Linked DNA regions of Mus musculus: all the other regions are linked to region 1. Evidence: chromatin loops called from intact Hi-C (ENCODE). Cell type or tissue: heart. All regions are shown on one strand. Region 1 has its middle 5.8 kb from the start of Gm34770. Region 2 has its middle 2.3 kb from the start of Gm39349. Region 3 overlaps Tle3 (transducin-like enhancer of split 3).

Region 1 (2,500 bases):
GGCACCTCTCATCCTCTCAGAAGCACCATGAGACCAGCACTGCATCCCTCCCTCCCCTGGCAAACAGAGACAAAAGCTGAGACTCAGGCATTGTCTGAGGTCACCACCAAGGCCACCAGTTCCTTTTTGTGATCTGAAGCCAACTAAGCCTTCCTTCTCTCTTCCCCCTCTGCCTCCCAGGAAACCAGGGGCTAAGTGGGTGCCCTTTCCCAATGGAGCCGAGGAGGGTTGCATCTTTATAGAGGATGCTTACATCTTTACACCAGTTCACAAGAGCAAAGGTCAGTGGCCTCCTGAGCCAGCCAGACTCCCCAGCCAGGGCAGGCATCCCAAATAGCCACTATACCCACAATATCTGGGATACTGGAGCAGTGAGACCCAGCCTCAGTTTCCTTATTTGTCAAGATGTCACAAAGCCACTCTCTGCCTCTCAGCTTGCTTAAGGGAATGGTGTAAAGAGTGATGGGGAAACAGCTCCGAAAAACTCAAAGTATCAGTTTTTTTAAAGGTATCTGTCCTCAGAGTTCTCATTAGATTGATGCTTAGTTTTTTATTTGTCTCCATCCATCCATCCATCCATCCATCCATCCATCCATCCATCCATCCATCTATCCGTCCACTGATTCATTTGTCCATTCCTTCATTCATACTCCTGGCATTGGTCAGGCTGGGCCAGGAGACTAAAACACCTGCTGAGCTCACATGGCTACAGCCCCCCCCCCCCCCCACTGCCCACAGGTGGGGTTGCAGACGTCAGAACCATGGCAGGTTCTCCAAAAGCTGGGGTATGGGGACTTGAACCAGCACACCCATCTCACTCCTGTACCTCGGTCATGCCTATTTGACACCTTGAGAGTTCCTCTCTCCCTTCCTCTATCCGTCCACATTAGCTCTACTGTCCAAGGCCGACTCTAGCCCGAGTTTCCTGCCAGATCCCTTTTCACTTCGGTCAGTCTCCCTCGGAGCCTGCCAAGCCCTTGTTATTGGCAAGACTCGTCTCAGCACTTGACTCTCGGATGATTCCTGGTGGCTTTATGAGGCCCTGTGTCATCTCCTTGCTCACTGATCACCACCCTCTGCTCGCATCCAGGGCTCTAGGCTGGACATGCCAGAGGGGTCAGGGAGGGTCTGGCAACCGCTGGGCTGCTGACAGATTTAGCCAGCCAGGGAAGGTGGCAGGGTGGCTGTGATCTCATTTCCCCCTTTTGCTGACATGTCCCTAACTGGGCTTTATGGGATTCTTTTCTGGGGTGTTGGCTGTGCTATTTGGAGCTGGGCTGCCAAGAACAAACCATTCAGAGGGTATGGGAGGGGCAGGTGGGAAGGGCTTGGCCCAAGGCAAGAGTGTGTGCTGCCGTTGGAAGCCTCCAGCTGGGGCCTGGAATGTTCTGGTCCACTTTGAAGTCTTAGAGGGATACAGTCAAGGAAAAAAAAATATTCAAAGAGATTTGTAAATGTGGGCCATGGAGAGAACATGACAGAAGGCCATGGGTAAGGTCCCAGAGCAGCTTTTGGAAGGACCTAAGGAGGAGGGGCTGGGCCTGGGTGTGTGAGGATGCACTCAGGCAGGACATGGGCCAAATGTCTTCTCACGAGTAACTTAGCTACATCTAGAGTTCTGCAGTGTGTAGGTTGTCACTGATGGGTCCCGTGCCTCTGTTTATTTTTATTTATAAAAGGGAACTGGATTCCGTTAGAGGCCACAGATCAGTGTTGGGGGGTTTTAAAGTTTGGTTTTACACCTGGAAATGCAGTTGTTTTACACGTAAAACACCTGGGGCTGGGAAAATGGCTCCATAAGCAAAAAGCATGAGGACCCAAGGTGGAGGCCTGAAGTCCATGCAAAAATAGCCACCATTGATGATACACACTTGTAATCCCAACACTGAGGAAGGTGAGATTTCCTGGAGCTCATTGGTCAATTTTCTCTATCAGTGAACCCCATGTTCAATGAGAGACCCTGTTTCAAAGACATAAGGAGGGCAGCCTTTATACACACACACACTCCACACCACACACATATACACATACCAGAACGTACACATATCACACACTCACATACATACACATATAACACACACAAACACATATACACCACACACACACACCCCATAGCACATATACACATACCAGAACATATACATATAACACACTCACATACATACACACATAACACACACATTCCACACACACCACAACACACACATAACACACACAAACACATATATACCACAAACACACACACAACACACACACAACACAACATACACATACACACACATTCCACAATACACACATACATGTTGTCTTTTCCACATGTACATATATCCTTATATAGATATGCAAATATGTGTATACACATATACATGCATTCAAACTAAAAAACAAAAATAAACAAGAAAAAAACTATTTTCTAGCTTTCAAAAATATCAGAATATATCTATATATATATATATATATATATATATATATATATATATATATATATATATATAAAACC
Region 2 (2,500 bases), 320 kb after region 1:
AGAGAACCACAGTGACCATTCCTCAAGGCAAAAGGCAGACGGTAGCACGTGCTAACTCCAGTGTGCCCAAGTCTCGCCAGAGTCTCTTTTTCTGTGCCCTGCCCCTGCAGGACCCATGACAACAGGACAGTGGGACACCTCTCTTTGTGAGCCAGGAGGATGGACTGCTTTGTGATATGAGCTGGGGGAGGCTTTTACTTCCCTCTCAGCAGACCTTGAGGTAGGCAGGGAGGGCTACGAATTCCTGGCTGGAACAGAGCTCCTGGGTGGAGATGAAGGCGCCCCAGATCCGTTCATTTCGGTGCTATAAACTAGAGATAATTACCCCTCTCCTGGCTCCATGCTGGGGTTACCATGAACATCAAATGAAGTAGCAGGCATAGAAGTGTTCTGCCCCTACCGCTTCAAGGACCTCGGCACCATTTAACCCAGTTCACTCGTATTCCAGGAGAGGAAACAAGTCCAGAGTGGCTTCGACTTGCCCAAGTCCAAGGCACAAGTGTCTTCTCTCCCCCTCACCACGAGGTTGTTGCTATGAATCAGAGTCCTTGCAACATTTTGTCACTGAGGGAAAAAAAATTCAACCATTACCCCACTGACCTTTGGCCCAGAGCATCTTCTTGCCTTCAAAGGAAAAGAGGACATTAAAAAAAAAAAACCGAGGGCCCACAAGCCAACCGCGGAGCAGTTAATCCCAGGAACAACCAGCCAAGCTCGCTGGGGGTGGGGTGGGGTGGGGAGCCCACCTTGATGGAAACTGGCATCCCTGCTTTCTGCCAACCAAATGTGGTCTGTTCTTGGTGGCTTGGTGGTCAATGTCTTCCTGTCACCAGGCTCCTCTAAATCACCTAGGAGGTTGTTTTGACATTTGATTAGCCACAGCATGTTACTTGTGAGTGCTGGAGTGAGCCAGCTCTTTGCAATCACAGCGCTGAGTGCTTTTGCCTGTTAGAGATAGGGCTGTGTCGGGAGGGAGAGTGAGGGTGGGCAGGGCTCCAAGGGGGAAGATAACTGGGCTGTTGGGAGAAATTAATACAGAGAAAGGAAGTGGGGAGTGAAGGCGAATGAAAGCCAGGTCTGGCGGTACCCGTGACTCATAAATTTCGTTGATACTGGGGATGTGACATCCCTGCTCCCCCTTAGCTGGTAAACCCCCTGTCCTCAGGACGACCCTGGGGGAGGAGTAGGGAGGGACAGCCGCTGGAAAGCCCAGATAACTTTTAGGAGGGGCTTACAGGAAACATCCTACAAACGTAAATTTTAGGTTAAATTCATTCAGGGCAGAAGACCAACCCTGGAGGAATGCAGGGGGCGGGGCGGGGCAGGGCAGTAGTGGAGGCGGGACAGATGTCAGATGGACTCCAGGCCATTGACTGTGAGTTTTTGAGCAAGACTACTCTGGTTGAGTTAGTCCCAACCTGTTTATCAGAGGCACTCCCTCTTTCGAGAACAAGAGTGTCCTGTATTCCAGTCTGGCCTCGAACTCCCTATGTAGCTGAGGATGACTTTGAACTCCTGTCCTACCTCCCAAGGACTGAGATGACAGGTGTGCACCATTTGCCCTGGTCTCATGCAGTGCTAGGGATTGAACCTGGGGCATCCTCATATTCCATCCACCGAGACACAGCCCAGCCCCCTTCATTATTCTTAACCAGCATGAACGCCCTGGTAAAAGAAATTGAACTGGCTGTGTGACTTGGGTCTCACCTACATCTCAGCCCTCAGAGTTCACCATGCCTTCCCTAGAGTCTAAGTTTAGGCCCGTGTGTGATTCTGAGCAGGGCTTTTGAAATATTGGCAGTCACTCAGGATCCCCACACTTTCTGCAAACTCAAGGCAGAGTGGCAGCTGCTAGTCCAATGCCAAGTCCCCCATCTCCCATGCCCCAGGCCCCAGGCCCCAGGCCCAATCCCATGTTGGAGAGAAGACAGTTGAGGGCAGAGGGGGTAATGGAGAAAAGAGAAAGACCAGGCTGAGAAGTGAGGCCTAAGTGTGGCCCAGAATGGGAGAGAGAGAGAAATGGGCAGAATGTCACAGCAGGGGACTTCTGTGAAGCTTGGAGTTGCTAATACTGCCTGTCATCACTCCAAAGCTCTGTGACCTTCCTGTCCTAGTCAGACTCCTGCTTCTAGAAAGGATACCTTCTCTCAGCTAAGGGAAGGCCTCATTACACAGGAGGACCCACTTGAGAGTCCTTAGGTGTGCAACCCCAGTAAGGCCAACTTGAGAACACTAAAAACAGGGCTAGAGGGTCCACAGGATTCCGGAAAACAGGCGTTTCACACAATACAGAGGCGGAGGCTGTCATGCCTAAGCTCAGCTCCAAGCCAGGTGATGACTCCAGTGACTCTCATCTCAACCCCAGGCCTACAGTGGAAATCTCAGAGCGACCCCTAGACTGCTGCATTTGGCTGGCTTCTGGTTTATGGCAACTTGCTCAGCACTGCACACCAAGCACAGAGTTTGACTCTAGCCAAGGCCAGAAGTGGCCGCAGCATAG
Region 3 (2,500 bases), 280 kb after region 1:
CCACAACCCAAAGAAGGAAACCCTCACGTGTTTACTGAGCACCTATTACACACTGTGTGCTTGGCAAAGGGGCATCCTCCACTGCTCTGAGATGAAGTGGTTCATCTCAGATCCACGAGGCCAGATCACGGGCGAGCCCTGCGGAGAGCTGTTTATCTCCTCCTGGCTCCTGGTGTTCCTGGATTTTATACAGTGATGCAGAAAAACATTTTCCTATATGGAAAATGTTTTATATTTCTTGGCCAACTCTCTCCCCCTTCAACAATCCCCTTCAACAATGTGGCATTGAGGACCAAAAAGTAAAGGAGTCCCTAAGTAAATGAGATTCTTCCTGGGTGGAGGGAGAATTCTAAAGAGCAGGGAGAAAAGGAGCCCCGGTAACCACACAACCCTGCTCAGAAGAGCGCATGGAATAGTAGAATTGGGAGTAGGGCTTCCCAGCAGGCTTCTCTATCTTCATCTAGTCCTAAGGTCATCTCAATGGTCAGGTGTACAAGAAGGAAAAGACTCGGGAGGAGTACAGAAAGCTTTGCTCTGTACACTTCTATCGTCTACCACAGACAAGGGATCCACTGAAGCCTGAGATGAGAGGGTTAGGTCACCCTCTAGCTGGATGGGACAAAGTTAAAAAGAGCTTCAGGCTCAGTAATTCCCAAGGTACAGCAAAGATGGTGCCCTGCTGGGGAGATCACACAACCCCCACAATTCCAAGGTAGAGCAACAAGGCAGCTAAAGTCAAAGAACCCACGGTGTGGGGGAATGAAGGAGCTCCCGGCAAAGAAGTCAATCTCACCGCTCAACCCAGATGCCACACAAACAGGCACTGCCCCTAGTACCAGGGCCTGCATCCCCATCCTACTGCCACCAAAGCCTGTCAACTCTTTGGCATGGTCTTTCCAGAAAACTGTTGCCTATGGTCGGCCTTCAGTCCTCAGCCCTGTGCCGATGGCCACCTTGTGGTCAGGGTAAAACGGTGAGGGATTTATTTATTTATTTATTTATTTATTACCACCTTCGCCTCATCTGTGAACCTGCCCTCTGTCTTATTACCAAACACACAATCATTAGTTGTGCAAATAGCTGGCAAATGGGGACAGGTCTGTGGACACAGAGCATTCAGCTGACACGGTTATACAACCCCAAATGGGGTACTTTGGACTTTGGTGGAGCCAAGTTTGCAGCCTGAGCCTGGCTGGATAATAAATAGCATGGGACAAGCAGAGGTAATTAAAGACACAGCATGCTACGAAGTTACGGAAAGGGGCTGGCTCCAGAGGAGTCCTGGGGTAGGGAGGGCAAGTCTGCAGTACAGCATTCGATCCCACCACCTGTGACTGTGGCAGTCTGGGGATGCCAGCTCCAGTCTCTCTGAGCCTACTTCCTCATCCATGACTTCAAAGGTTTGGATGAGAAGCCAAAGCGCTCGCTCTTCCAGCTCTGGGGCTCTGGGACTTGCTTGGGTTACTGAAAATAGTGACTGTCTAGTATTGGCATGATGCTGCCCCCAAATCAAAATGCCTCAAGTCAGCTTGCCAAACATCAGTGCTCACCAACAGAGGGTGAAAGGCCAGCCTCCCGGCTGGCTTCCTCCAGCACCACGCCTCAAAGCCACTGCATGACAGTTGCTCTGGAGTCTGTTTCTAAGCTGGCTTTGTCATCTGCTGCTGACACTGGAAAGGCACTACGGGAACAAGACGGGAACTGATGGGCCGGTCGGTCAGCCATCATCGCCTCCTGGCCCTCGCTGAATCATCCTTGACACTCTGCCTGGAAGCAGGAGCCTGGGGGAGGTGGTGACCTCTTCAAGTCACAGGCCAGGCCTGTGATTCTGTAATCTTTGCTTTACCATAATTAGGGAGGGAGGCAGAAGAGTAGGAGGACCCATTTATTACTTCTCTGAGATTTGACAGCTTGGAAGAGAGATTGGGGGGGGGGGGGGCACAGCCAGGGACAGAGCCAGCCACAGTGAGTTTAACCTCTCAGTAAAATAAAAACGGGCTGGACGTACCTCATCAGCTGCCCTCTGTCAATACCAGGGACCATCTGGCAGAACGAAAGGTTCTCAGCTAATTGGTATTTCCCATGGAGCCAGTGAAGAAGAGCTTTTGAAAAAAATATGTGGTGGTGGTGAAGTGCGTGTGTGTGTGTGTGTGTGTGTGTGTGTGTGTGTGTGTGTGTGTAGGTTGAGGATGACTAGACAGACTTTTCCCAAGGTGCTAGCTCTGTAGACTATCTATTATATAAAAGTACATCCAGTCCCCACCCCCACCCCTACTCGCTTAAAGATGAAGAATCCAGCCTGTTTGTTCCAGGCAGATGTAATCACACAGTCAAGTCTAGAGGGCAGGACACTGCATGAATAATTCAAGCACTCCAGTCACTTGATTGTGTGTGCAGATAAAACACCAGTCAACCGCTAAACAGGTCAGCTGATAAACTTGTTTGCTCAGGCCTAACCACCATCCGCCAAATGCACCCGAGACCCACACTACAATTAGTG

Evidence for each region. A loop is a pair of places that touch in the nucleus more often than their neighbours do. Peaks named below come from ENCODE experiments on the same cell type or tissue, not always from the same donor. Only the 100,000 strongest peaks of a DNase experiment are listed, where the experiment ranks them.
Region 2: it touches region 1 in a loop (3.0-fold over the local background); 2 of 42 quality-filtered maps call a loop at or near these places.
Region 3: it touches region 1 in a loop (2.0-fold over the local background); 6 of 42 quality-filtered maps call a loop at or near these places.

Annotation. Positions count from the first base shown.
Region 1 is chr9:61,654,366-61,656,865 of GRCm38, reverse strand. No RefSeq gene overlaps it. Among named protein-coding and RNA genes, the nearest start is that of Gm34770, 5.8 kb to the left of the region's middle. In heart, no CTCF peak of the experiment used is centred here; a DNase peak (open chromatin) is centred at 1,135; H3K27ac peaks cover 322 bases.
Region 2 is chr9:61,335,923-61,338,422 of GRCm38, reverse strand. No RefSeq gene overlaps it. Among named protein-coding and RNA genes, the nearest start is that of Gm39349, 2.3 kb to the left of the region's middle. In heart, no CTCF peak of the experiment used is centred here; a DNase peak (open chromatin) is centred at 982; H3K4me3 peaks cover 853 bases; H3K27me3 peaks cover 1,404 bases.
Region 3 is chr9:61,377,845-61,380,344 of GRCm38, reverse strand. All of the region lies in intron 4 of Tle3 (transducin-like enhancer of split 3), which reads right to left. Among named protein-coding and RNA genes, the nearest start is that of Tle3, 6.7 kb to the right of the region's middle. In heart, a CTCF peak has its summit at 958 (motif pointing left); a DNase peak (open chromatin) is centred at 1,544; H3K4me3 peaks cover 310 bases; H3K27ac peaks cover 291 bases; H3K27me3 peaks cover 1,495 bases.